Regions from separate parts of the Homo sapiens genome. Here region 2 is linked to region 1. The links are chromatin loops, found by intact Hi-C in ENCODE. Cell type or tissue: PC-9. All regions are shown on one strand. Links, peaks and the distances in the headings refer to the core of each region. The heading gives the core; the rest is flanking DNA. Region 1 holds the start of PRR15 (proline rich 15). Region 2 has its middle 30 kb from the start of TRIL.

What was found. A loop is a pair of places that touch in the nucleus more often than their neighbours do. Peaks named below come from ENCODE experiments on the same cell type or tissue, not always from the same donor. Only the 100,000 strongest peaks of a DNase experiment are listed, where the experiment ranks them.
Region 2: it touches region 1 in a loop (15-fold over the local background); 5 of 110 quality-filtered maps call a loop at or near these places.

What each region holds. Positions count from the first base shown.
Region 1 is chr7:29,556,240-29,571,531 of GRCh38, reverse strand. It overlaps PRR15 (proline rich 15), which reads right to left and starts at 7,697. Exons shown (of 2, transcript NM_175887.3): 1 at 7,155-7,697; 2 at 4,239-5,347. The coding sequence starts at 5,202. The coding sequence ends at 4,813. PRR15-DT (PRR15 divergent transcript) reads left to right here and starts at 7,841. Exons shown (of 2, transcript NR_183550.1): 1 at 7,841-8,144. RefSeq lists an enhancer at 5,211-6,074. In PC-9, for the core only: a CTCF peak has its summit at 7,184; DNase peaks (open chromatin) are centred at 6,731, 7,291 and 7,761; H3K4me3 peaks cover 2,500 bases; H3K27ac peaks cover 2,500 bases.
Region 2 is chr7:28,920,887-28,936,178 of GRCh38, reverse strand. No RefSeq gene overlaps it. Among named protein-coding and RNA genes, the nearest start is that of TRIL, 30 kb to the left of the region's middle. In PC-9, for the core only: CTCF peaks have their summits at 8,777 and 8,979 (motif pointing left); a DNase peak (open chromatin) is centred at 8,978; H3K4me3 peaks cover 938 bases.

The DNA of each region.
Region 1 (15,292 bases), core at 5,684-8,183:
TAGCTGGGATTACAGGTGTGCACTACCATGCCCAACTAATTTTTATATTATTAGTAGAGACGGGGTTTTACCATGTTAGCCAGGCTGGTCTCGAACTCCTGACCTCAGGTGATCCACCCGCCTTGGCCTCCCAAAGTGCTGGGATTACAGGCATCAGCCACTGTGCCCGGCCACAGGAAAATACCTTCTTAAATGTCACAGGGAGGTCCAGCATTGGTCCCATAATCCCTACTTAACCAGCAGGTGAATCAGTGTCTGGTTCTTCTTAGGGTTAGGGATCTTCAGTTTCTTTAAACTGAATCTTCCTGATTTTAGGGCCAAAAATTTTTATTTCCTGTGTAAACAGTCTTGTTCCACACCTCAGAAATAAAGACACTCCATTCATGGATCTCATTATTGTAGAAGATTATGCCAACAACTTTGACATAATTATGAGTCTATCATTTCATCATCTGTAGTACAATTTTGTTTGAAAGCACAGCTGATTTCCTTGCTTTGAATTCCCAGAAGGACTGCTTTTATTCCACTGTCCATCTTATTTATCATGGTTGACGGCTATTGCCATTTCTAAATAAATGGTCAACTGTCTTCTTCTAAGGCAAGGTCTATTTAGTTTCCTTACATCCTATCCGCTTAGTGGTCATATTCTCTCACCATGAACACTATTCATCCCATGTTCCAAATCTGCATGGTCTTCTAACAAAGTGATTGGCAACACACTGTGCCTGCAGGAGTCCGGGAAGTCTCATGGCAGCCCCTTTTCTGTATCCCTGAGCCTCATGGGAATGCATGTGCAGTGCCTTGGAGGCAGGGTAAGAATGGGGTCAGGGAGTACAGAGAACAGGTGAGAAGAAACATACTGCAATGGGACAGCCAGCCCATCAGTGACAAACTTTGCTGCGGGTTCCACACTTGTTTCTAGTCTACGATATTTGTTTCTTGTTTTGTTTTGTTTTTTATTTTTGAGACAGGGTCTTGCTCTGTCGCCCAGGCTGGAATGCAGTGGCACAATCTCGGCTCACTGCAGCCTCGACCTCTGGGGCTTAAGCAATTCTCCCACCTTAGTCTCCCAAAGTGCTAAGATTACAGGTGTGAGCCATCACACCTAGCCTTAGTCTATGGTATTTACATGTTGACATCCAAATGTATAAAATATCTCTGGTCCCACTTTTTACTTGTCATGGAGGTAAACATGAATCTATCTCAACAAACAATCTTCCACATTTATGTTATAATGAAACCCTCTAAAAATAAAATAGACTTGGAAAAATCCATTTTCCTTACTATATCATGCTAGCTTTTTGTGTGCTTGTTTCTAGTCGATTGACACTTCTCAGCTGGGGAAAAAGAATATTCTTTCTCTCTTTTTTCATAAAACGTCTCTTGGGGTCACTGAATATGTGTCCTTTCACTTATTTCTTTCAAGTTTACCTTTCATTTGAAATTCTGTCTGCTCATTTTTAGTATTTGCTTCTTTCAAGGCACCCAAATATTCTTCTGCGCATCTCAGGAAAAGCACTATTTTTGACAAAGCTTTTAGCCAATGCTCATTAGGTTTCTATTTCCCTTCTAAGGACTTGGCAGGACTAGAATTGCTGAGTTCACATAATGTTTCGAAGCAGAAAAAATATTTCCAGGTGTTATACTAAAGGAGAACATCCTAATTGCATATGTAAAGTCGGGTTTGTGCTTTTGAAATGCAAGTCAGAATGTGCTGAACAATAGAAGTACAGACACAAAGGGACGTTCAGGTGACCTGTAATATGAGTCACTGCCCAGCCACCGATTTTGCAAGGAGAGTCACTGGGGCAAAAACTACCCTTTGTATATAATTATCGTGGTTACAAAAGTGTGTAGCAAATACACTGCTAGAGTTTTGTTCCTTTTTTTCCCATATCTTTGGAAGTATAGTGTTAAAATTTCTGATATGGCTTCCAAATTTGTGAGTGAAATTTCATTTGTAAGATAATTTAAAGAAAAGTTTCTGACTGCAAATTTAATTCAGCATTTTTTTTTACTATAAATTATCTCAAGGTTAAAAAAAATTAAATCTGTATATACTATTGGAATGTAATTAAACATCTGTAAAGCACATAAATCCCAGCAAGACACGTCGTCAAATTCTCTCATCTTCCTTATGCTCTTTCTGTCCCACCAATTTTGCTTGGTTTCTGATTTCACTGAGTTGGGATTAAATCAGTGTATTCCTCCCACTGCATAATTTAGGACTGCTTTAAAACGATGTAATTACAAACCTCAATGGCAGATTGTGAATTGCATTCACTGTCATAACTGCATTAGTATGGTTTTAAATTCTTTCAGAACAGTGGGGTAAAGATGTCATGTTAATATGGTAATAAGTTCCATTGCTCTACTATATGTCTGCTATTGATTATCTGCAGCAATTGTAGATTTGGATGGGATCCAAAATTAGACACAGAACCTTGAAACTTGCCAATGTTTTGTTCATCTACAGTAATTTTAAAGAAAAAAGTTCTTTAAAACAATAAAACTGGATGAAAGGGTTAGTATAGGATTTTAAACTTATGTAATTGCAGACTTAATTTTATAAATAGGTACAGTCCTGATCTATCGGTCTTCCTGAAGGAGGGAGAGAACATTTTGGGTAGTTACCTACTCTAATTTTGATTACTTTCTACGGAGTGAAATTGAAATACTTTTTGAAGGTTTTCCAAAGCCTTATTTGACAACATTTGCTATATTCACTCCCGTTGCTCTGCCAACCCCCAATCCTGTCCCTTATCATGAATTCTTTTTTCATGCCAAGTCTCAATTCCCTCTTCTTTTTCTGAATCTAGAGATGGTAGGCCCATTTAAACTGAATGTAGTCTGCCTCATCCAGGAAGCCCACCTGGATGAGATTTTGGTCACACACTTTCCAGTTTTACGTATACAATGAAAATGTCTTTTCATGCTTAAAAAAGTCCTCTCACATACTTTCTTTTAATTTAAGGTGTTCATAACCTCTAGATATACACTTTCCTTTAGTGTAAGGCCTTTGGTATGTGGAAACTCATGTATCAAAATTAGCTGTATTATTCTGCTGGCACCAAAGCTTGATTCATTAATTTAAATTCATTTCAGCCATCTTCATCAAATTTCTTTGTTAAATTTCTTTTAACAATCGAACTGTTTTGCTACTTTATAAATTACTAATTTGGGAGAAACAAAAAAATAGCTTGTCTACATATACAAATCGAGAAGCTATAATTAAGTTCCTGCTTGTCATTATCTACAAAGATATACACTTTGATCAATATAATTTTCCTGCCATGCATTTCTGGGTGTTTATAAATGAACTGAATTGTGGTGGGAAAAGATCCCAGTGCCTCTTAACGACTACAATAACTCTCTTGTAATTTTCTCAAAGCAAATGGTATTCGTTTACTCTTTTTCTTGAAGTTCATAATAAAAGCGAACAGCTTTTTGTTAAGAATCTTCAGGTTGTTAGATCTAAAGGGTCTGAAACTAGATAAATGCATACTTTAAGGAAATAAGCTTTTAAAGCAAAGGGGTGGGGAAAATACCCCCACCTCTTTAGCTGCGCAGAGTTCAGTCTTTTTTTTTTTTGAGATGGAGTCTCCTTCAGATGCCCAGGCTGGAGTGCAGTGGCACGATCTCTGCTCACTGCAACTTCTGTCTCCCAGGTTCAAGCAATTCTCCTGTCTCAGCCTCCCGAGTAGCTGGGACTACAGGTGCCTGCCACCACGCCCGGCTAATTTTTGTATTTTTAGTAGCGACAGGGTTTCACCTTTTTGGTCAGGCTGGTCTTGAACTCCTGACCTCAGGTGATCCACCTTCCTAGGCCTCCCAAAGTGCTGGCATTACAGACATCAGCCACCGTACCTGGCCTTGTTTTTTGATTTTAGACAATCGTTAGTAAGTTTAACAATGGATACTGAAAAGGATGTATTACTAGCATTGTAACTTACTATAGTCTATGAAAATGCACTGAAGTAAAAGGTGAATTTAGGAATAATGAATTGGTACCTCTCTCCCTTCCTCGAATTTGGCTGATAAATAGGGATATCTGGCTAACAAGTTCCAGTCCAGGTGTTGCTGGTTTCCAGAAATATTCTCTTCCCTGCAGCTTTCCACTAGTCACTGTTATGTTGTGTGGCAAATGATTAACTCTCACCTCGGACTTTGCCTGCCTGCTTTTAAGTATGATGGGATTCAGTCTTGGAATGGAAAAAATACAAAAGTCACCTTAAGCCTTACAGTGCAAGGGTTTTAATAGTCCACACTAAAATAGGCTGTACAGTTTTGTAGTTTAACATTAAAAGCAATCCTGCCTTATTTTAAAATGCTTCTACTTAAGAATGCTTCTTCCTCCCCCACTCCTTCACTTAAGGTATAAGTCTACCCCTAAAGTGCATTTCTCAGGCATTAAAAACAGCACTGTGATTTGCTTTCCACAGAGTCCTAAATAACAGCCACCTTCTTCATTTGAGAGGCTACAGAGTTCAAGCTGAGCTGTGACAGGAGCCAGGGGGCCAGGGCCCCAGAATAGCTTTTTGAAAAAAAAATAATTATGCCACCCTCCTCCGCGGCAGGTATCTTCTCTTACCACAAATAAATATTTAATGCATCCTTGGAGTCATGAAATATTGAGAACCCAATTGACACTTCAATTTCCAGAAAAATAAAATCATGAAGGCATTGTGTAAATATTCTGAATTTGGTGGAATGAGACAACGCGTAAGGGGGCGGGCCTGAAGTCTCGGGTTTGGAACTGGGGGTTTGGGGTAGTGCTGGGTAGGCAGTCCTGGAGCGCGCAGGCTATTGGGGCTACTGCTTGTCCTCGTGGGGGTCACCAGGAAAGCCTGCCTCCTCCGGGGACCTGCCCGCCTCCGGGAGCAGCGTGGCGCGCACTTTCCTCTTCTCCTTAAAGCGGCCGGAGCGCGAGATCTTCAAATTGCGGCGGCTGCTGCCGGATTTGTCCCCGTATAACTTGTCTGGTTTGGGGGGCTCGCCGGCGCCCCCGAGGAGATTGGGGTGCTGGTTCTCCCGGGAGCTGCTGGTCCAGTCCGGGCTGGGCGGCGCAGGTGGCGTGGGCTCCCCGGGAGCGGGCTGGGCGGGAGGCGGCACCCCCACTGCGGCTTCCTTGCTTTTCTTTCTGCTGTTGGTGAGCGATTTCCACCAGGGGCCGGAGCTGCCAGCATCGCCGCTGTCGGCCATGGCCGGAGGGCCTAGGGGCTCCCGGCACCCAGATGGAAGGGCCAAAGCGGCCCCTTTCTCCACGTGGTCTCCGGCCGTTCACTCCACCCCTTCCCCGGCTTGCCACACGTGGGCTGCGGGGTGGATGCTGAGGCAGCGGCCTGTGCTGGGGAAGAAAACAAAACTTGGTTACTGGGTTGGTTGAAGTCACGTGCCCCCCCCAGTCCCCTTTCCTCCCTTATGCTGTCTGGCACCGGATCGGCCAGGGTCGGAGCGACCCAATCCCGTAGCTACGTAGCCCACATTAGCATTAGACGCCACTGCGCCCCATAGGGTGCTGGCGGAAGTGTCTTCCAGGGCACCATCACCTGGTCTCTAGGCTGAGCCTTGAACTCTTTGGCTTCAACCTTTGCCTTTCCTTCAGGGGAAGTGCAGTGCAGTGGTCAGCGTGCCCGGGGGACCCAAGGGACGTTCCCACCCCTCTGAATCAACCCGTCTCTAGAGGGAAAATGACCGCCCTGTCCACACTGCTTGACTGTAGATGGACGCCAAAAGGTGACCCATCCGACCCAGGGCGGCCTCCCTTTGGATAAGCACCTGGGAGGAGGGCGCTGGGAACCAAGTGCATCCTCTCTACAGGTGAACGGTATTAATTAGTCCATGGTCAAACAGTCACGAAATTTCCCTCCAAGATTTGCCCCCATCGACTTTCGTCCCAGGAGCCTTTTCGATGAGATACTTAGGAGAATTTATATCCCAGTAGGAGAGAAGGACAAGCTTATGATATTTGTTTTGGTTCTTTTAAATTCTACTTTTGACCACTTCTGCCTTGTGACTTTCAAAGAAGCATGTCTAGACTTAACTTCCCTTGAAAACCGCCATCCTAATTCTTCCTTTTACTCCCCAGAGCCCAATCTTGCGTCTGTTTGAAGTCACCCCCGGCTGACGGTTGAGATGAAGCCAAGTATCAAATGGCCTCTTCCCTTAGTTTTGTATTAAAATATGCACCGAGTCTGTACGACGCAACTCAACTCTGGAGAATTTCAGTTACAAAGTAAAGGCTTCTCTTCTTTTCCTTGTGCAATTCCCTCCTCCCAAGGAGAAAGAACGCAACAAGGAACTCCGAAACAATGTGCTTCTTCCCCAAGCTTCTAAGACCCCCCCTCTGCAGAGCGAAAGGCCGCTTCTGAGCACTTAGGTGCGGGTACAGCAAGCGAGACTCCCAGCCCACTTTCTGTGCGGGGTCTCTTGGGCGCTGCCACCAGCAACGGCAGGATTCGCCTGCGCCGCGGCTCACTTCCAGGTTTCCGCTCGGCTCCTTCCCAGCCCACGCGCCGGGCGCTCCTGGGATTGGCGATCGCGCTGGAGAGGGAAACTTCGGCGGTGTTTGTTGTAGGAGGTTCTCCTCCCGGAACCGCCAGGGAGAGGAAGTCTGATCGCCTACGGGAGGCGGCGGGGCGGCCTCGGCTGCGCCCCGAAACCGCAACACCGGCTCCTCCCCAGGATGCCCTGAGGACACACTCGGGCAGCGACTTGAAAACAATACAAGAAAAAACGGCCAAAAGTTCTTTCGGTACAAAAGGCACCCACGCCCTCAGGCACAATTAGCAACTGCGTCTGCAAACATCCCATTCCCTCCTACTTTGCAGATCGGAAAAGCAACCCGTACCCCCAAGTCATTTACTAACAGTGGTGGTAAGGTGTCCTGATGCTGCTTCCTCTCCTCTAACCTACATTTTCTTCTTCACAATCATCAACTTTGTGAGCACGGAAGGGCTTTGTACGAATTGCGCAAGGAAAAGATGGCAAATTACTCAAAAGTACAGAAAACGGAGTCCTGGAGCGTCCGTGGTTTTCAGCCTCTCTTAGGGCTCCGGGAGGCGGGTACCTGGGAGGTACCAGGCAGCACCCCAGGGTGACCCCCGGGGCCAGGCTCTGTCTCGGCGGACGCCGAACCACCCCCAGTCGCTCACCTGCTCGGGCTTAACAGGACCCGGAGGCCTCGCGCGGTGAACGCGGCCGAGAGCACGAAGGGGGCGCGCTCGGGTCAACCTGGAAGCCGGGGCTCGAGTCCCTGGGCGCGGACTTGGAGAGATCAGGCTTCTGGAAAGTGTACAGGTCGGAATTCCCGCAGCCCAGCTAAATCAAGTGCTGCTGCTGGTCTCCTCTGGCACCTCCAATTGCTGCGCGCTGCGGCGGAAGCCCGGGGCTCGCAGCGCAGTCTGTTCTGGTCGGAGGGGGCGGCGGCGAGGGGCCGCCAGACTCGCTGCCCGGGTGGAAGGTCCAGGGCGGCTTTCCGGGCTAGTAGTGTTTCATTCGCCGGCGCGTCCCTCTTCCCTGCTAGCACCGCCCGGGAGCCGGCTGAGAGATGGGACCCTGGCTGTTCACTCCGGCGCATCGAACTTGCCTACGCGTCCGTAGGAACGCAAAAAAGACATCTGCCCACCTGCTGGTTATTTGCCAAGTGATTCGGGAAACCAGAACCCTGGGGCAGCTGGGGGAGAAAAGAAAATAACCCAGGAGGCGGTCACCGCTGCCACAGGTGCAGGTAGGAACTTCGCGTTCCCACCCTCCAGGGGAGGAGATTGGATCAGGCGCCAGCCTTGAGGTGTCTGATTGGAGAAAAGCTGTGCAGTGCCGCTCCCCCGACCGACTCCTTGAGAAGAAACGGCGGAGACCTGAGACCCGGAGGCTGAGGCTGTAGGTGGGCTCCGCTGGGTAAAAGTTGCCGCAGCAGCTGTCCCTTGGCCCCATCGCGATTTATTTTTCCCCCTTGCTTTCCGGGTCCCGGGATCCCAAGTTTGTAACTAACGGGAGCGAATCCACACCCGAGCAAAATGTTTGCGAGTTTCAGGCGCCCTTAGTTGAAAGGCTGTAATTAACAAGTCCGCTGTTTGCCAGCCAGGCGCCGTTGCAGGCGCTTTCTGTGGATTGTCATTTATTTCTCACAGCAACCCTAGGAGGTAGGTATTGTTATTATTATTATTCTCACTCGACAGGCGAGGAAACCCTAGCACGGGAAAATGGTTGCTCAGGTTTGCCTGTCTGGTACGTGGCAGAGCAGGGTTGGAACCCAGGGGGCCTGACTCTAGCTTCTACGGTCTTAACCACCACAACCTGCCAGTCTGAGACTCTTAACACGACTCAGTGAGGATGTGAATTTCCTTCTTTCAGGCCTGGAAGTCCATGGACAGCCACCCAACGAGGGCAGTGTAAATCCAGCCCTGAGCCACTGCAGGAAGTGAACCGGGGATTGCACTCCTGGTCACATAAGAGTACTTTTTTTTTTTTTTTTTTTTTGAGACGGAGTCTCGCTCAGTCGCCGAGGCTGGACTGCAGTGGCGCGATCTCGGCTCACGGCAAGCTCCGCCTCCCGGGTTCACGCCATTCTCCTGCCTCAGCCTCCCGAGTAGCTGGGACTACAGGCGCCCGCCACTGCGCCCGGCTAATTTTTTGTATTTTCAGTAGAGACGGGGTTCCCCGTGTTAGCCAGGATAGTCTCGATCTCCTGACCTCGTGATACGCCCGTCTCGGCCTCCCTCCCAAAGTGCTGGGATTACAGGCGTGAGCCACAGCGCCCGGCCAAGAGTACTTTTTATTCATTTGACATAAAGATATTGGCACAGGGCATTTTCACTAATGAAGGCAGAGGTGCAGCTTGCTTCATCTTCCAGGATGCTCTTGTTTCAAAAAACGATTTTGATGTTCCTTGAGCTCATATGCAAGCATAACTCCCCTGAAGGACTGGGTGTGGAGCAACTGAGCATCTCTGTTGTGAAAACTGTTTGCAGTATAAAAGCAGTGAAAGACAGCCGGGCAAGATGGCTCAAGCCTGTAACCCTAGCGCTTTGGAGGCCGAGGCGGGTGGATCACATGAGACCAGGAGTTTGAGACCAGCCTGGCCAACATGACAAAACCTTGTCTCTACTTAAAAATAATAATAAAAAACAAGGTGGGTGTAGTGGTGCACGCCTGTATTCCCAGCTATTGGGGAGGCTGAGGCACAAGAATCATTTGAACCTGGGAGGTGGAGGTGGCAGTGAGCTGAGATCCGGCCACTGCACTCCAGCCTGGGTGACAGAGTGAGACTCTGTCTGTAAAAAAAAAAAAAAAAAAAAAAAGTAGTGAAAGACATACTGCCTAACTCAAATAATTTGCAATATAGAATTAGTAGAAAAAATTTTTAGAGAGTATTTCAATTTGTGAAAGATAAAAATATGAATATATGATTTACTTTTTAGTTTGGGATTCTTTGAATTTCTATGATATGCACAGCACAGGGTATTTGGAAGTCATGCATTTTTATATATTTCTCGGGATTACTTTTAGAGCATAAACTTTCAATCACAGAAGCAGGATTGAACAAAGGCAGGCCACCAACTTTGAGGGGAGAATGGGATAATTCATCATAGTGCCATTACTTTACAGATGAAATTGAATCATGGAAGAATGCCTTTATCTGAGGAGTCATCACCACTAGGGAGCTATGGAGGTGGGTTTTTACGTTGTTGGTTGAGCATATGGGTGAAAATAAAAAATTCAGGAAAAGAAAATAAGTTCTGCCAACTGGCTCCTCAAGTGTGATTTTAACAAAATGGTCAACATTTTACTAATAAGCAAACCTCTACTAACTGCTGAAATTAACAAAAAAAAAAGATTATTTTGCATGCCCTTTCTCATTTATATTCAGCAACTTTGAACTTAATAACAACATCTTACAAATAACCCTTGTGTACGGGGAGGACATTGAAGGAGAGACATGAAAACTGAGGAGAGATTAGCTGAGATGCAGAGTGGGTGAGCATTTCAGATGGAGGAAGTAGCGTGTGAACAACTTGGAGGTGTGAAGAAATTGAGGTTTCTTGAGAGGCAAAGAGCAGGCGCATGTGATCTGAGTGAGGAGAGGGAGCTGAAGCTGGAGAGGTGGGTGTGACCAGAACATTCAGGACCACAACCCACTAAAGAGGAAGAACATGGTAAGATTCGCAGTTAAATGTTGTGCAGTGGTGTATAAAGAATGAATGGGGCTGGGCGCGATGGCTCATGCCTGTAATCTCAGCACTTTGGGAGGCCGAGGCAGGTGAATCACGAGGTCAAGAGATTCAGACCATCCTAGCCAACATGGTGAAACTCTGTCTCTACTAAAAATACAAAAATTAGCTGGGTGTGGTGGCGTCCTTCTGTAGTCCCAGCTACTCAGGAGGCTGAGGCAGGAGAATCGCTTGAACCCGGGAGGTGGAGGTTGCAGTGAGCCGAGATCGCGCCACTGCACTCCAAGCCTGGTGACAGAGTGAGGCTCCATCTCAAAAAAGAATGGGCCAGGCGCAGCAGCTCACATCTGTAATCCCAGCACTTTGGGAGGCTGAAGTGGGAGGATTGCTTGAGCCCAGGTATTTGAGACCCGCCTGGGCAACATGGGGAAACCCCCATCTCTACAAAAAAAACAGAAGAAATTAGCTAGGTGTTGTGGTGTGAGCCCGTAGTCCCAGGTGCTTAGGTGGTGAGGTGGAAGGATCACTTGGGCCCAGGAGTTCCAGGCTGCAGTGAGCTATGATTGCACCACTGCACTCCAGCCTGGGCAACAGAGAAAGACTTAAAAAAAAAAAAAAAGTGGATGGTAGAGGGGACAAAATGGGGCAATCAGGATACCAGTTAGGAACTGTTGGGAGACTTTAGGTGGGATATTCTGAAGCCTGTAGTACAGTGGTGGGAGTTGATTTGGTGGGGGATGAAGATAATTAGGTGGATGCAACAGGAATGTTGGAGATAGAATCAACAGGGCACTATTTCATTTAATTCCTACAAATAAGGAGATTGAGTTTGACTAGAAGCTGAGAAGGGAAATACTTTCACAGCCTTCCCTGTGACTAGGAGTGGCCATAGTGATTCAGTTTTGGCCTATGGGGCTATAAGGAAGACTTCTGGAAATGCTTCTTTTCCAGATAAAGGACAGAACCTCCTGAGAGAACATCTTTTGCCACACCCTTGATGCTTGCATTTAAGCACAGCATGAGGATGTGACGTCTGGTGTGACAGCAGCCAGTGAGGCAGCAGGGATGGGAATAGGACACGTCATGCTAAGGATGATGGCATGGGAGTGTGGAAGTGTCTAGGTCCTCGATTACACCATCCATTCCCTGAAGGAACCCTGGAACCACCTACCTGTGGACTTTTAGTTCAGTGAGATCGTACATATCCCTGTGGTTTAACCACAGATTTAAACACAGTTTTCTGTTACTTGTAGCCAAACCCATTCCTACTTGGTAAGGACTATTTTAGTTAGAGGAAGAGACGATATTGTCCAAAAGGGAAAAAAGCTAATATTGCCACATTTTTTTGGACTAATATGAAAAGTTCTTCCCAGAAGGAGGATTTAGTGAAATGTTAAAGTGATGGGCAAGTTTTTAGAGGCAGAGAATGCATCTGTAAAATTTTGAGTTAAGGGAATGGGTAGATAAAACATATGTATAGTGCATGGATAAGTAAACTGGGGGTAAGACCAAAAGGTGAGGTTCATCAGATTATCTGAGATATCAGTGTAATTTGACTTTTAAAGACAGTGTTAAACAATTAAGACTTATTTTTCTCCATTTTTGCATCTAGAACTGTTTTAATCTCTCCCCACCAAGACACACACACACACACAAATGGTTAGTATTACAAGTATAGTTGTGTTCTGTAACTATTGATCTGGGAATCATATTGTTTGGTTCTACAAGGAGGACATGGTCTGGCCCTACAGCTCTGTATTGTTAAGCTAGACATCTTACATGATAGATGCATTTAAAAGTTGATTCATCTATTTAGTTAATAGTAGATGACTTTTAATGTTACAATATTGACATATGCTTTAACTGGACAATGCTTACATTTCTTAATTTATCTTGTCATTATTTTTCAAAAATGCATTGATGATTTGGGTGAGGACACATTTTTTCTTTTTCTTTTAAAAAATTAGCACCAGGCCTGGTGGCTCATGCCTGTAATCCCAGCACTTTGGGAGGCCGAGGCAGGCAGATCACCTGAGGTCGGAAGTTCAGGACCAGCCTGACCAACATGGAGAAACCCTGTCTCTACTAAAAATACAAAATTAGCCGGGTGTGGTGGTGCATGCCTGTAATCCCAGCTACTTGGGAGGCTGAGGCAGGAGAATCACTTGAACCTGGGAGGCGGAGGTTGTGGTGAGCCAAGATCACGCCATTGCATGCCAGCCTGGGCAACAAGAGAAAAACTCCATCTCAAAAAAAAAATTGCTTCTTTTAAAAAATTAAATTGAACCTTTAAGTGCAATAAATATTTATACTCAAAGACAATAGAGAAGGAATTATTAGAGGACAAGCATTGCACTAGCAATTAAAATCAGATTTTTACAGGTTAACATGGCATCTGCTCTCTTAGCAAATCTGGCATTGAATGGTAGGTTGAGAAATGTATTATCTTCCTTTGAAGCATCTGTATTGGGAACTAGGCAAAGAGAAAAACAAGATGAGAAATTTAAAGAAATATAGAAATCTAGCTAATCAAAATGAAGAAAATAAGAATCACCTATGTTCTTTTCATTCAGGGATGAGCCTGGTTAATGTTTTGGTGTTAGTCCTTTTGAGCTTTTTGCCACTTGTTTTCATGTTTACTCTTTTCATTTTTTCCTTTCCCTCCCTTTCTTCATTCCTTTCTTCTATGGACTCCTCCAGCTTTTGGAAATTACGCATGTATCTCTCCTGTCCTTTTTCTTTATAGTCATCAATGTATGAGTACTTTACGATTTCTTTTCTTCTTTCTGTGTATATGCATCAGTGTTGTGGATTTAGAGAGTGGGGATTTTACCCATGCATGAAATTGGAATCCACTTTTTACAGCATCTCATCCTGTACCTTGTCAGGTTAACACACATGCACATCTAGAAGTTCAAAAATTATAGTCACAAAACATTACTAATTATTTCAGTTCTACACATTTTCCCTGAGTACTACTTGACCTAAGCAAGGCTGATTTCTTTGCCCAATGCCACCTTTCTCTGCAATTCATCAACACCAGCTGACTCTTCCTGACCCCACTCCTAGTCCCTGTGTCTCACGAGCCCTTTCCCTGAATCATAGGTCTGCAAGTCATCAGCCTCCCTGTTCACCCGTCTTAACAAATGGTCATCCAGTGTCTGTGTGATCAGTGCTGGGAATGAGGAACTCACTATCTGCTGAGTCAGCTGTCCCACAGGCAAGGACTGGGAGATATCTGTTGGTGCCTCTTTCTTAGAGTAACAGCCCTCCTTGCCCCTCCTCCCCCTTCTCCATAGGAACCTATTGATATTTTTATTCGCCCTTTGTTAGTCCAACTCTCAGATGTGTCTTCTACACTTGCTGTCTCCATTTTCTCACCCAAACTCCAATCTGGCATCTGTACCCCTCTCCTTCTAACATGGTTTCTCTAGGGTCCCCGGGCTTATAGGACATTTATCAGTCCTCATCTTTTTGACCTATCTGCAACATCAACACTGCTGGCTCTTCCTGAAAACATTCACCGTTCTGTCTTTTCTTCTTTTTCTCTCTGGCTGCTGCTTTGTCTCCTTTCCCAGTCTATCCTCTCCTTTCCTGTCATATTATGAATAAAGCTAAGCTTTGGAGCTGTTACCATGAGACAGATACCATGGTAGGTGCTCTCCATGTATTATATAATCCTCTTAGCATCCATCCGCTATTTTACAGAGGATGTCAGTGGTACTCAGAGAGGGCAAAACAGCCTGTGGTTAGTAGAGCCAGGATCCAAAATCAGGCAACCTGACTCCAGAGCTCAAGCTTCTTAACACTTCAGGATGTTAGAGTTCTTGAGGTTCAGTCCTAAGTCCTTTTCTGGTCATCGTTGCTATGCCCATGGCTTCAGGTTTTATTTCTGTGAAGATGACTTTTGAATTTATATCTTTAGCTTGGGCTTCTCTGAATTCCAGGTCTAAGTATTTAACTAGTTCTTTGACATTTCTGCTTGACTGTCTTAAAGGCACATAAAGCTAAATAAGTGTAAAATAGGGTGTCCCAACATTGTCTCCTCTTCTGCTACCTGCCCTTATTGCAGGTCTAAGTGACTGGTACCACATCTAGCCAGTAATGCAAACCAGAAACTAAGGTGTCTGTCTTGTCCATTTGGGCTGTTATAGCAAAATACCAAACACTGGCTGGTTTACCAACAATAGAAATTTTTTTCTCACAGTTCTGGAGGCTGGGAATTAAGGTACCGCCAGATTTGGTGTCGGGTGAAGACCCATGTTCTGATTCATAGACGGCTGTCTTCTTGCTTTGTCTTCACAAAGTGAAAAGGGTGAGGGAGCTCTTTAGGTTCTCCTTTATGAGGATACTAATCCCATTCATGAAGGCTCAGCTTTCATGATCTAATCCCCTCCCAAAGGCCTCGCCTCTAAATACCATTGCATTGGGGATTAAGTTTCAACGTAGGAACTTTGGGTGGACATAACCGTTCAGTCTATAGCAGTGTCCTTCTTGGTTTCTCCCTCTGCGGAGTCTCACATCCAGTGTGTCCTAAAGCCTGTCAACTCTCTTTCTTGAATGCCTCTTGCATCCAACTACCACCCTCCATTTCCGTTGCTTCTCTGTAATCTAAACTATCATCTCTCAATTGCAACCACAAAAACAACCTAACTTGAAACCCTCTGTCCACTTTTGCCCTGCTTCATCCTGTATCTTATGGTACCCAGAGTAACAATTTAACCTTATCTCCCTGCTTATAACCCCACAACAATGCCCCCTTGCATGTGGGATAAGAAGTGACATCACTCATAAAGTCCTATATAATTATATATGACCTATATAACCTAATTCTTCAGCCCCACCTCAATCCTCTCTTCCCCTCCAGCCACAGTGACCTCTGTCACCCTCAGTGAAACATTCCTTGACAATCCCCTTACCCCCAACGAAACCATATGGTACTTCCATAGCATAATTATTTAATGAAGATTGCTGTTCTTTATTCAGTGGTTTACACTTATTCTATTTTTGCTGTTTATTCCTTCTTGTATCTCGTAGTTTCTATCTGAGAATACTTCTCTCTGAAATACATCCTTTAGATTTTCTTTAAGTGAGGATTGGCTGGTGGTGAGCTCTTTTTA
Region 2 (15,292 bases), core at 7,621-10,120, 640 kb after region 1:
TTAAAATTCATTAAACACAGACTGAAGTGTTTCTATGGAAAAGCAGCACGGTGGGTTTGGGACAGCAGCTTTCATTTATATCTGAAAACAAATTAGCTTCATGCAGCAAATTGGATACAACTGACTGTGCAGTCACCCTGCACTAGGAAACAAGCATGGCTTCCTGGCTAATTAACAGACACCGGGGCATCCTCCTCCACTCAGAAATGTTCATTGCCATGTGCTTTTAGGGTAGGGTGTGATTTTTACAATAAAGAGGTTTGCCAGCTGTTGGTGTGACATGCATCCTTCCTCATGGAGTGAGGCTATGCTGCTGGGACACATGGAGAGACATGCTGTCCCCAGGCATGAGGAGCAGCCTTTCATGTGCATAGGTGACTGCCAGAAGCAGGGTGCAGGCCGCCCTTCTTGTCCTGGTCAGAGCTGTGACATCAGGTAGGACACATCACCAAAGACTGGGCATAGTAAGTAGGTGGTCAGATCAAACATCACCTCATAACCCCTCCCTGTCCCAACAGTCTCTGTCACCACTATCCTCTCTCCCTCTGCCTGCCCCACCCCCAGCCAGCCTTACACAGCAGCAGCTTCTCCAACCACTAGTTCCACTATCTCTGTTTTCAAATCCCACCCCGGCCCCAACTCCTTCTCGCTTAGAGCCCTCTTGTGTCTTTTCTGAAATTTTCCAGTTGTTTCCCAATGCTTCCTTCTACCTGCCTGCTATCTAGAGGTATAAAAGTGGTCCTTTCAAAAACTGAAATGTGCTTGTTTGGATTCTGGGATTAAACTCCATTATCTCCATAACTGTGAAGACAAAGCTTGCCCCCTTGTACTAGCTATGGTCTGGATGTGTCTCCCAAATTCATATGTTGAAACTTAACTGCCAATATGATAGTTTTAAGAGGTGGGGTCTTTAGGAGGTGCAGAGCCCTCATGAATGGGATTAGCAACCTTATAAAAGAGGTTGAAGGGAGCTCCCAGGACATTTTTGCCCTTCTGTCATGTGAGGACACAGCATTTGAGGCACCAACTTGGATTCAGAGAGCAGCCTTCATCAGACACCAACCTGCTGGTGCTTTGACTTTGGACTTCCCAGCCCCCAGAAGTGTGAGAAACAAGTTTCTATTATTTATAAATTACCCAGTCTCAGTTATTTGGTTATAGTAGTACAACTGAGCTAAGATAGTACTCAGGTCCTATATGCTCTTTCTGGAATGTTCTCCCCTTAGCCACCAACAAGGCTTGTTCTCTTGCCTCCTATAGAACATGTTTCAAATGTTTAAACTAAAATGCAACCTCCTTGTGCCCCTTCTCATGGGTGTATTTTGCCTTAGTCCTTGTCATATAATATATGCTGTGCTTCACCTGTCTTCTCTGTTTTTTCCTTCAACTTCAGGACCTTGTTCCACTCTGTGCCAGTGGAATTTCTGCAAAGGCAGGGATTTTTCTCTATCCCAGTTGCTCTCACACTGCCTGGCACATGGTAGGGGCTCAATGTGTTGAATGCACTATGGAATGAATCTGAGCTTGGCTTACGTGTCCAGGTTTATCTTCTGCTATATCCCTACAAACTCACTGTGCCCCAGTCCCATTGATCCATGAAGTTCCACATCACTCCCCCACAAGGCAGTGCACGCAGTTCCTTCCTCCCGCAATACCTGTCTCCCCTTTCTACACATGCCAAGCTTGTCTTCATCCTCTGGATTCCACTGGAGCTTCAGCAACTCCATAATGCCTTCCCATGGTGACACACAGTGCATGGACCATGCTAAATGCTACTGGCTTGTTCAGGCCTCAGCCTTCCCCAGAGACATTAAGCAACCCCAGGGCCAGACAGGGCCATTGTATCTTTTCCCCCAGCCTGGTTCTTTAGATGTGTGATGAGAGAATACATAAATGGCATCCCTAAAGACATACAGGCAGTTAGTGGCAAGGAACACACTGGTTTCCAGATATGCTGGTCTTCCATTAATGGTACATTACTTGTTATTTCCGTTAGAGAACTCCTTTGAGAAGACATTCTCACCTTCCTGAAACTCACATTCCTCAAATTCCTTACATTAATCAAAATGTCATGTGATTAATTACTTTTCATGAAGTGGCCCCTACTGCATAGATAGATTTTAGGCATGAAGATTTCTGTGAGATTTTGAGATGTTTTGAAATTACTCAAGCAAAAGAAAGATATCCTGGGCAAGCTGGAGGTTACTGTAACCTCCAACCTTTTAGCTGGAAGTCTGAAATTCTCCCCTACTTTCTTTCCTGGATGGGCGGAGCTTTATCAAGGCTTTCTTATTCATTTGAAATTGTCTTCTCTCAGGGGCTCAGTCAACAGTGGCTTTGGAGAACTGAGCTCTTTTTCTGGCTTATCTCCAGGCCCTTCGAGGGCTGGTGCCTGCACACACCTTCTACAGGCAGCCTAAATGCTAAGGTGGAGGTTGAACTTAGGTCATGAGGTCTTTTCATTTTCTATCTTCCTTGTTGGTCCTGGCATCTCCTCAGCACAGGGACCAGGTAACACTAAGGGGAAAGCATTCAGATTAGCGCATGCCCATCGCGGCACAAACCCAACCAGATTAGGCAGGGACCAAAGTCTCCCCCTTCTTCACTCCTCCCCGGCAGCCTGAGGCTCATTTTCCCTTCCTGCTTGTTTTCACCGGTTGCTAAGCAGCGTGTAACATGCTGGCAGGGCTTGCGGCCGCCTCTCTTCTCCCAGCAGGCTCTTTGGATTAACCCCGTGTGGAAAAATGGAGTTTCAAAACAGGGGGCTGTGTCACAGTCCAGAGAAGCCAGACCCAGACTTGATAACAAGCCACACCTTGCTTTGAGGGGCAGGGATTCGAATGGGCCCCATCTCCAAGGCCACTGGCACTTGACTTTGAGTTCTGGCCCTACCCCTTGGTAACTGAGTGACTTCTAGGAAGCGACTGACCCTATCCAACTAAGTCTTGGTTTTCTCATCTGTGAAAGGGGTTAGGCCACGTGTGGTGGCTCATGCCTGTAATCCCAGCACTTTGGGAGGCAGAAGCAGGTGGATCACCTGAGGTCAGGAGTTCGAGACCAGCCTGACCAACATGGTGAAACCCGTCTCTACTAAATACAAAAAATTAGTTGGGTGTGGTGGTGCATGCCTGTAATCCCAGCTCCTTGGGAGGCTGAGGCAGGAGAATTGCTTGAACCCGGGAGGCAGAGGTTGTAGTGAGCTGAGGTGGTGCCATTACACTCCAGCCTGGTTAACAAGAATGAAACTCTGTCTCAAAAAAACAAAAATAAAAACAAAAACAAAAAAGAAAGGGGATAATAGTGCAATTTCTGCATATGTTGTTCTGAGGATTAAATGAGAAGTATGAAAAGTGCCCAGCACAGAGTACATTACGTGGTGAGAACCCAGAACTCACGGTGTGTTAGCTGCTGGTCATGCGATTTTCACAGCAGTGCCGTGTCTATCATCTGCCTCCACATCACTGCAAGTCACCTGGCTAAGGTAACTGTTGATATTTCTATTTTAAAGATGGAAAACACAGGCAGAGAGAGGCAAGGGGGCTTGCTCAAAGCCAAACAGCTGAACTAGTGTTGGAGTCAGGTTCCCTAATAACTTGTTTTGTGTTTTTCCTTCTTTGTCACAGCACCCCAGATGTATCTAAGTCTCAAGGTTCCTTCCATCCGGACTTTTCTTTGAGGAAGAGAAATTAACTGGAGGCAAGCGAGTCTGTGCACCTTGCTTCCCACTTTGAAACAGTATAACTTTTGATCATTACTAAATCATCCCCAAGATGAAAACTATGTGTGCATCCATTGTCTGTCTAGCATAATGGGAATGAACAAATAACATAAACTTCACGTGAGACTATGAGGACCGGACAAGGAAAAGTTGGCCTTGAAGTACGTGGTATGAAATCACGCTTCCAACCTGTAGAGTGACAGGGCTGTAGGAAAGCTGAGCTTCATAAAATCAAAGACAGTGAGAGTTTGTCATACCACCCAGGGAAAAGTGGGTAATTTTAAGTCTTTTTCTCTGGACTCCTAATGATTCTAATTATACTGCTTCTGCTTTTTAGAGTCAGTTAATTCAGCTGGTTGCCAAAAAGGCAGCAAATTTGATCCTTGAAACTACAATTTCACTTTGTTCTGTTATAGCCCTGGGCTGCACTTTACCCTAGCCTGGTCCAGGTCTCTTGGGAAACCTGGTGAGAGGAGGAGGGGAGTGACTTTCCACTCTTTTGTAAAATTAACTCTAAGACTATAAGCACTAGGTGGCATTTGAGCATCACTTTCAAACATTTTTGTTATGTCCTGGACCATTGTGTAGTTAATATTTTCTTTAAATTCACTCATTTATAATCTTAAAAGTTTTAAAATATGTATTAGTCGGGATAGTCTAGGCTTTGTTGCAGTAACAAATAAACGCTGATATTGCAAAGGCTTAACACAGCAAAGGTTTGGTTTTCCATATGAACAAAAGCTCAACGTCACTGATCATTAGGGAAATGCAAATCAAAACTACAATGAGATACCATGGTGATTGTTCAAAAGTCAAGAAACAATAGATGCTGGCAAGGCTGTGGAGAAATAGGAATGCTTTTACACTGTTGGTGGGAGTGTAAATTAGTACAACCATTGTGGAAGAAGGTGTTGCCATTCCTCAAGGATCTAGAACCAGAAGTACCATTTGACCCAGCAATCCCATTTCTTGGTATATACCCAAAGGAATATAGATCATTCTACTAGAAAGACACATGCACACGTATGTTTATTGCAGCACTATTTACAATAACAAAGACTTGGAACCAACCCAAATGCCCATCAATGATAGACTGGATAAAGAAAATGTGGTACATATACACCATGGAATACTATGCAGCCATAAAGAGGAATGAGATCATGTCCTTTGCAAGGACATGGATGAAGCTGGAAGCCATCATCCTCAGCAAACTAACACAGGAACAGAAAACCAAACACCACATATTCTCACTCATAAGTGGGAGTTGAACAATGAGAACACATGGACACAGGGAGGGGAACATCACACACTGGGGCCTGTCGGGGGATAGGGGGATGAAGGGAGGGAGAACATTAGGACAAACAGCTAATGCATCCGGGCTTAAAACCTAGATGGTGCGCTGATAGGTGCAGCAAACCACCATGGTCCATGTATACCTATGTAACAAACCTACACATTGTGCACGTTTATCCTGGAACTTAAGGTAAAATAAAATAAACTAAAATAAAAAAGGTTTAGTTTTCATTCATGTGAAATCCAATGCAAGTCAGATGACTTTCCAGGGCAGCTTTTCTTGGGGACAGATGGCAATGCCTAAATCCATGCTCACTCCATTGTATAATGCCACCATCTCAAAATGTGACCTCCAGGGCCACTGATGCAGAGGAAGAATGACTGGAGGGCTGTGCACCTGCTCGTCAATGCCTTAGACCAGAGGTTATATAGGTTTCCACCCCATTTCATTGGTGAAGACCAGTCACATGACCCTCCCCCTAAGTGCAAAGGGGCTGGAAGTGGAGGTGCACACCAGGGGTATTTGCTGAGCACAATTGCCTTACCCAGAGATGGGAAATGAAGACTGATGTTACCACTTGCTGTGCAGAAAAGATGGTCATAAAGAGATGTATTGAGAACAATGTGTTAAATTCTAGGTAGATATTTTTATCTGCTAAACATTCTTGGCTTTCAGCCTCAGGTGTATTTAGTTTGTCCAAAAGATGTTGATAGGAGAGAGAGAGAGAGAGAGAGAGATTAAGACATATTACCACCAGAGACTTTCTCCCTGAAGAAATCAGCAATGTTGGCCAGACACGGTGGCTCATGCCTGTAATCCCAGCAGTTTGGGAGGCCGAGGTGGGCAGATAACCTGAGGTCAGGAGTTCAAGACCAGCCTGGCCAACATGGTGAAACCCCATCTCTACTAAAGATACAAAAATTAGCCAGGCGTGGTGGCGGGCACCTGTAATCCTAGCTACTCGGGGGGCTGAGGCAGGAGAATCACTTGAACCCGGGAGGCAGAGGTTGCAGTGAGCCGAGATTGCGCCACTGCATTCCAGCCTGGGCAACAAAAGTAAAACTCCGTCTAAAAAAAAAAAAAAAAAGAAAGAAATCAGAAATGTTGAAGGATCACTGGGTAAGGAATAACTTTCTCATTACATGATTCAATGTTGTTTTATACCTTGTCCATGTCCTATCTAAAATCAATCTCTTTCCACCTAAAATCATCTCAGCCATGGTCCACATGCCACGCTCTGGGAAAATGCTGCCCTACTGGGCCTGCGCCCGTGACTTGCAATCTGCTTCCTGTGGTGGTGACTGTGGTGTCACCATCCAAAGCAGTAGCAAACATTTATGAAGACTGACTGTGCACCTGGCACTGTGCCTGGGCTACTGAGGACAGAGTTGACAACAAATGTCCTGCCTTTAAGATTTCATAGAATGGTCGGGCGCGGTGGCTCACACCTGTAACCCCAGCACTTTGGGAGGCTGAGGTGCGTGGATCACCTGAGGTCAGGAGTTCGAGACCGGCCTGACCAACATGGAGAAACCCTATTTCTACTAAAAATACAAAAAATTAGCCAGGCATGGTGGCACATGCCTGTAATCCCAGCTACTAGGGAGGCTGAGGCAGGAGAATTGCTTGAACCTGGGAGGCAGAGGTTTGCAGTGAGCTGAGATAGTGTCATTGCACTCCAGCCTGGGCAACAAGAACGAAACTCCATCTCAAAAAAAAAAATTTCATAGAATGAGAAGAAAAATAAACTTGTAGTTACAACACAGTGTAAGAAACACATCTACGTAACTATAAGGTGCTAATGGGGTGAGTATCTGAGGAGTGACCCTTGAAGGGCAGCAGATTTTTTGAGAAAAATTCTGTAATAACATAGTTGTGTAGTGTTCACTCTTTGATGTTATTTCCTCTAAATTTTTCCTTCAGTGGTATTAGTGGTATTCTATTCAAGGTGAAGTCCAGTCTACTGGTAGAAGAATTAAAAACCCAGCTAGTATTTTCTAGGTACTTTGAATTGAGTGTCCCTTGAGGCATCAAATATTCTCAGAGGGCAAATGATAAGCCACACCACACCATTGCAGGATATGGGGAAGCGGATTGCAAGTCACAGAGAAGGTTAATAACAGTGTCAGATCAGTACCGTGGTTATTGATTGAAGCAACTCAATGTAGGCCAAAAGGAGTGAGCTGTGGTGTTGACTGGCAGGTTCTGGTCCTGCTTCCCTACTGTGCACCATTGACTCTGTGCTCGAGTTGCCTTCTTAGTAAAATTACAGGACTGGGCCAGATGTGGCTCCTGCACTATGGATGTTCTCAGATGCAAAAGAAGCTCTCTTCCTCAAGCCCCCTACCTGTAGATGAATGACCTTGGAATCCTGGCATTGTAAGTTTAGCTTCAGCCATCCCATCAGTTGTTATTCTGGTGCATTTAGGTTGGATTTTTAGGTGTTGGGGGAAATAGTATGAATCTCATCACCATCGTTTTCATTTATTTATATCTTATTTAGTACTACTATGTGCCAGGCACTGTTCCAAGTACTTTTCCAATATTAATTAATTTAATCTGTACAATGATGGGTACTGTTATCACACCCATTTTAGAGGGGGGACAACTGAGGTTCAAGGAGGTTAAATAACTCGCTCAAGATCAGCTGTCTAGGGAGGGGCAAAACAGGATTCAGTTTCAGGCAGGCTGGGTCTTGAATTTGTGATCATCACCCTGTACTGTCTCTGGACAGAATAATTGAATAATAATAAGACAAAGATGAAGTATGCAGTAATGACCCATTAAAATAAGATTTTTTAAAAAAAATTAAATGTGATAAGACAAGGACAGATGTGGCACATGCCTTTGGGCTAAGTCCTTTAGAAGGGAAACAAAGAATGAATCATGTACTATGGGAGAAAGAGAAGACAATGCCTACGCCCTTATGGGCCTACCAGGCTTTCTACCTGTGAGCTCATTTGCTCCTTACAAGACCCCAGGAGGTAGGTGTCATTATCATCACCATTTTACAGAGGAGGCTGAAAGACTTGTTTAAGATCACACAACTAGTAAGTGGAGGAAGCCAGGTCCCTGACTAAAGTGCCCAGAGGCTCCCTTAAGGGTGGGCTGGGGAATCCACATCAGAAGGCTCTGCCAGTCCGGGTCCTAGTGGGCAGATGCCTTGCAGTAAATGGGTCTCTGTGCTGCAGGAATCTGAAAGACCAGCTTACCTGCGGCAACACATTTCAATCACATGGAGCAGGTCTACTTAGGGGAAAGATGCACAATGCATAGGAGATGCCTGTCAACACTGAGAAGAGCTGAAGTGCTGAGGACTGAACCACACCCTCACTGGATGGAAATGCATCTACAAGCTGTGCACTCATGTTTGACCCTGGTCAAACCTTGGCACTATGAACATCTGCAGGGGATGATTCTTTGTTATTAGAGGTTGTCCTATGCATTGTAAGATGTTGAGTGACATCCCTGGCCTCTACCCACTAGGTGCTAGTATCTATGTAGTATCTATGTTCACCCCATCCCCCAAGCTGTGACAAACACAAATCTCTCCAGACAAGGCCAAATGTTCCTTGGGAGGCAAACTCCCCTCCTCCCCTCCCGGCCCCCGGTTGAGAACCACTACTTTGATCTTATACTCTGGGCTTATGAACGGTGAAAGCTTCCAGAAACTACCCTGTTCTGATGTCGAGGAGTTCAATATTCCCTAAAACTCCTCCCAACTCTCAGAAACTAAGAGAGAGAGAGAAAAAAATGATGGGTTAGCTTCTGCAGTGCAGATACTTTGCCATTCAGTTAAGTGTGTATATTTGAGGGGGTGTATGGATATGGAGAACAGGGATTGGAAAGCCTACTCACCACACTTCTTCACAATACCTCTATTTCATTCTATCTGTATGCTTATTATTTCAGCTCTTCTCATGTGCGATCAAATTCTTATTTTGCAGCATATTGCCCTCTAGCGGTCACTTCTCTTTGTAGCACACGGAAGAGAGGCACCAATACAAATCGCTTTTTAAGAATGAAACCCAGGAGGGAACTGGCTGGGGGAAGTGGACGTGGTTCCACGAGCCGGGTAACTTCTGGCTTCGCGGATTGTGAGCAGCCGGTTTCTCCTCCGAGCCGCGCCTTTTTCCTTCCCAAGCCCCACCCTTCCTCCTGCGAGCCCTCTCCTCCACGTTCCAGCACCCAGTGGCACTTTGCTTCTCCCGCCGGGATACCGGACCTCTTCTTTGCAGAGAGAATTCAAAGCTACTTCCATGTTAAACAGAAAGAGCATCCTGTGGGTAGAAATATCCGACGAGGAGCGTTTTCCGAATGCCCGGAAGGGAGTTGCTACGTGAAAAATAGACATGATGCGCTGAAAAAAATATAGATGATTTGTTGTTGCTCTTGGTTCTCAGCCGGACCTCAAAAACAACCCCAGGATTTTTTTCCTCCAAAGTGGAGCCAGCTACTTTGCAAGTGCTCCCCTTCTTTCTCCTTGCCCATCCCCAGACCATTTAGTTAACCTCAGTGGGACAGGAACCGTCCTACAAATGCATGTGTTTGTCGTCTTAAGAGCTTTGGTAAGCCTACTTAAATTTCAGACAGCTAGAGACTGTCACAGTGGCTTTCTTCTGTCGATAGGTGACATTGTGTAATTAATAACCCTATAAAGCCTTTGAGGATAGCTTTTTCTTTTAAAAATGGAAGCCCAGAGAATTAAGACAAAGAAAGCTACTCTGTGGAGTTAAACGTCATCTTCAAGGAGGAAATTTTTAAAAGTACCTCTACATCTACACGTGGGCTTCAATTATATGTCTCCAAGGTACAGCACCCAGACGTCAAACCACTCAAGCCTGGATGGTGAATTTATGATAGAGGTTGACTTCTTTGTAGAATAAGTTTTCTGTTTCCACAAAATAAAATTGTATTTAGGGGTATAAGCGCCAGAATTTCTTTTAGCAATTAATCAAAATGAATGACCAAAAAGTTTAATTCTAGACTAGAGCTATTAAATTACTTCCGAGCTATGAATGCAGTTTTGATTTTAGGCCATATCAATCCAGGAAAACACAGAACAATGAGCCTGGAGGGTCAGATACTGTGAAGAGCAAATTTGCAGAAGGCTTTTGGGTCGGCAACAGTTGGGTTTCCTTAAGATTTATAGGCTTCATAGGATAGACACACACTTCTTTATTTCTGCTCTGTATGAACACTCAGCAGATGAAGTTCCACTAACCGCTTTCCCCTGCCCCCACATTTAAAAAGCTTTCTCCTTCTCTTTTCTTTTCTATCTCTGTGAATGGCTTAAACAGCAGCCTGTGTTTTAGAACCATAAAGCGTGCATAAACGTTTCATAAAAAGAAATAGAAAAAATGGAAATCTCCAGTGTGAATATGTGTTTATAAGATTATTTAACCCCTTTTACTTTATCACCTTACTTGCTCTGACCCTGAGACCCTAGAATGACGTGGGCCTGAACCCGAATCCTCGGGTGATCAATACTACCTAAAAACAAAGGTGATGTCTATGGAGGGGCGCAAAACAAGGTTTCCCATAGGAGGACTTGCCAGTCTGATCAGTATAACTAGTGAACCCAGATAGTGTGGGTCCAGGAAGTTGGTATGACGCCAAGCTCCCCACCCTCAGAGGGCTCTGGTGTTCCCCGCTGAGGACTCGCATCCCGTTTATAGCTCTGTAGATGTAAGCAGCCAAGATGATTTGGGGGAATTTCTGTGTGACAAAGGAGACAAGAGGCTGTGGAAACCTTCCGTAACAAGTGGTTGAATTGTTTAAGGGATTTTCAAAACCCTCTAACTGGAGAAGCAGGATGAAGGCGAAAGAATACATGACTGATCATTGCTGGCTAACGTAATCAGGTGATTTGTGTTAACAATATGCCACAAAATCCCAGGAACAAAGTCTAGGTCCTGTCTTTAGCCATGTCGTGTCCACGGCAATGTGGACCTTTTATCTGATTATTGGATGGTCCACTGAAGCCATCTTTAGGAATTTAGAACCTTCATAAGAGAAGACGAGATTCAGTCTATGTGGAAGGGTGTTTTTTTTTTTTTAAAGAGGCGCTTGTAATGGTGGTGACTTTCCTTCCTTAACATTAAATGAATTACTAACTCTACATATAATCTTGTGCATTTCTGTCCTTCTTCCCTTCCTTCTTCCCTTCCTTCTTCCTCCCCTCCCTCTCCTTTTGCAGGAAAACTATATTTCAGGACTATGCCCAGCAATGATGGCTTCAAGATCACAATAAATTGTTTAGCTTTTTAGGGGATGAGAGGCAAAATGTTTAAGCACTGGAAAAAGGCACAGGCAGGGGAGATCCTGATTTTGTGAAGCCCAAAGCTCATATGATTTCTTTTAAAAAGAATATACAATTACAAATACAAAATTAGGCAGGAAAGTGAACATTTCTTTAGAATGAAAAATGATATCACAAAAAATTATTGGAGACTTGTAAGTTTAGATCCTTTTTCTCATGAAGATCTCTTTAGGCAATTTACCAAAAATGGCTGATTAGAAATGCTTTCTGATTGCAACCCAGCTTCCTCTCTTCTGGAAAACTCGATGACTCCTCACAGAACTCACAGAGGCCTGTGAGGAAGAAGGGCCTCAGGCTTCAGCTTCACTCGCTTCTCAGGAGTTTGCGTCTGGTCTCAGGTGCCACCTATTTAGAGTGGCCAGCAGCTGATAGTGGTTTATAAACATACAGGTAGGTCCTGGCCATCATAGCGTCAGGGTCCGGGAAGCAAGCAGGGCGGCTCATGGACGAGGAGAGCAGTTTGGGTGTGCAAGACAAGGTCTGGATTCAAGTCCTGCTCAGTACTTACCAGGTGGGTAAACTTGAGGTACTTTACTTCCTTCTTGGAACCTCTTTTTTTTTTTTAATCTTTTCTGTAGAACAAAGGTAATTAAAAGAGATCGGGTTGGGTGCGGTGGCTTACTCCTGTAATCCCAGCACTTTGGGAGGCCAAGGCAGGGGGGATCACTTGAGTCCAGGAGCTCAAGACTAGCCTGGGCAACATGGTGAGACCCTGTATCTACAAAAAAAAACAAAAACCAAAAACCAAAAAACAAAACAAAAAACCCACAAAAATTAGCCGGTAGTCCCAGCTACTAGGGAGACTGACATGGGAGGATTGCTTGAGCCTGGGAGGTAGAGGTTGCAGTGAGCCAAAACCGTGCCACTGCACTCTAGCCTGGGCAACAGAGCAAGAACCTATCTCAATAAATAAATAAATAAGAAATCACGTATATAAAGCACACAGCAAAGCATAGGATAAACACGCAATAAGCCTTTATCTGAGAGTGAAATGTATTTTAAAGTTTGATACTGAAAGTTATGTGTGTGTCTCTTTGCATTTGTCTCATCCCTTCCCTTCCCTTCACTGTTGACTACAAGAGACATTGGAAATCATTGAAAAATCCATTCCCTAGTTAATGTTCCCCGGCTTGCCTTTTATACTATCTGTCGGATCCAATCCATCATGTATGTAATCATATTTTACATTGGCTGCTCTATGAATAAGAAATGAGTGGAGGGTGTTTTGTTTTCTACCTCTTCCCTATCATGAGGGACTAGGTACAGGATGCAGATTTCAGCTCTACAGCTGAAGGGCGCAGATAGTAAATCATTTTACATGCCTAGGATGGAAGACAAGCTCCTTGGGGATTCTGTGATGGTGGTGGAAGAGGGGCCTTCTTCCTGATCAGCACTTTGGGTGCCAGCCTGCTCTGGTCAATGGGAAAGAATGGAAACCTTAGAATTCAACCATATCTGCCTGGGCCTGGGGTGGGATGAACTAAAAAACCAGAGCCTCAAGGTGGCTTGGGTAAAGTGCCTACTGGAATTTACACTTTCTCACAAGCATCAGAGAGATGTTAGGACACAAAAAACTCTTTTGTGCTGCAGAAGATTTTGCAATCTTTGGGTGCCAGGAAAGGTTTCAGTTTCCTTAGCTGTAAAATAGAGATCAAAGCCCCCTTGCTTGCTTCACTGGATCATGTGGAGAACAAAATATAAGCATGAAAGTGAAAACACCTCGCACATCTAGGGAGAGCTTGCAGTATTGCTATGAAAAGTGGTAGCATAAATTAACAGCATGAAGCATTTATGTATCATTTCTCCAACAACCCACTTTTCAGCAATGATTTCCTCACATTTGCATTTTGGTGCTGTTTTGTTGTTTAGATACGAATTAATGCTAAATGTTAAACTCTACTGGGTTCTCTCATTCAAATTGGAGTAACACAGGGAAGGCAATTCTTGTATTCATGGTCTTCTGTTTTCAGGGGGCCGTGGTCTCCTGCAAAGTGCTAAAGCCTCTCTCAAGTATGATGAAACAGCGCCACCGTGTGGTCTCGAGGCTTACCATCATTCACTCATTTGCCTTTGGATTTTTACGGAGCATTGGTCAATAAACATCAGAATATGTGTAAATGCATATTGAAATAATGGAAATTGAGGTAAATTTGGTGGAATCCTCCCATAGCTGTATTTGTGAGCACTTATTAGAGAAAGTATCCATTCATCATTGGCATGGACATGCTTGAATAAGGTTTGTGAGTGACAACAAGCTTAATATTGTCCAAAAGTCTATCTTGGCGATGGTGGTAACTAAAAAATGCATTTTTCCAGAATATCTCCCTCCATTCTCTGATGAAAGAGTCTATATAATGTGTGTATTTCATGAAATGCATTTTATTGTATGCGGAGGGGGAGAGAGAGGTATATAAGGCAACATATATTTAACAGAAAATAAGAATGAAAAATTGTAAAAGTCTTCTTGGCTAGGGCCACTCATTTATCCTGAAGTTAATCAAGCAACCAAGACCAAAGCACTTTGGGGAGCGGCGTGGTAACTATGCATTGGACTGTTACTAAATAGATGAGCCTTTGCCAGGAAATATTTGTTAGGGATAATAGCACAGCAAGGAATGGTTCTCTTCTTTTTAAAATGGCTTATGAATGACAATAACAATAATAACTTACTGTGTTTATTTAGCCAGGCACTGTCTGAAGCACTTTGCCTGCATTGTTCCGTATATTAATTGGAGAGGAGTTCAGTAATGGCCATTTTAAAAATATAATCTAATTTTAAAAAATGCTAGCCAATGTAAGCAGACACACATTCGAGATAAGAGCTAAGCCAGTGTCATTGGCGCTAGACTCAATAGCTCTGAATGCGCTGGGTGGTTGATTCCCTCTGGTGGCCATTCTGGGAATTTACAGATGTAATGCAAATGTCACACAGTACTATAATAATCACAAGCACTGGGATACATATTGGTGAATGCAGTCCTGTCCAGGGAACATGAAGCCACTGGGATGTGACTGTTAGAGTATGACCATCTTTGTTCTTATTACGTTCCTGCTGTAGATGAAAGAGAGAGTAAGTGAATGATCCACTGATGTGCTAGGATTCAATATGGAATGTGGACAGGAGCATACAAAATGATGGGCGTTAATAAGGGGCTAACATGCCACTCTCTGTTTTCCCCTTCAGCTCTGAAATCAAATGGGAGAAAACATTGAAAATGTTAAATAACCGAATGGGTAAGTAAATTGTGTTGTATCCACTGGATCCATTTGAAATAGAAAGCTTCTTTTTATAATATACATTACATCAATGCTCAAGCATTTGTATGTATCTATACATAGAAAAGATCTAGAAGGATAGTTACCAAGTTGCTAACAATCGTAACCTCTGGGGATTAAGGTGAGGACAGGGCAAGAGGATGAAGACTTTTGTCTTTTACTTTATCATTCATTTATTAACACAAACTTGTATTTCTTTTATAATGAAACAATCAAAGTAAACAAATTATAAGAACCAAATATATGCCCCTCTGAAATGTAACATGCCCTGAAAATGTGATAAGTGGGTTAGGGAAATGTTGTAATTCATCTTACGTTTTAGAACTTCACAATATATAGCTTTAAATATTAGCAATCATAGAGCCCCTCTAAAACAGAGTACTCTAAAAGTTTTAGTAGAATTTGTATTAATTCCCTGATATTTTTCTTGCTTTTGAACTTATGAAATGGAGGAGCTTACTTGACCACAGATCTAAAATATTTTCGTTACTTGCTGAGGAGTGTGTGAGCCACCAGTTAAGGCAAGAAATTTGGAATTCTGCTTCCAAGTTCCAATTTAGCTATTCCTTTATTTGTTGATCTTATTTAAAAAAATGTCTTTTCCTGCAAAGCCAATCCAAAAAGGCACATAGTGTTTTGTACACCACAATTATTAAAAATCACTCTGATTCCATGTATGTAT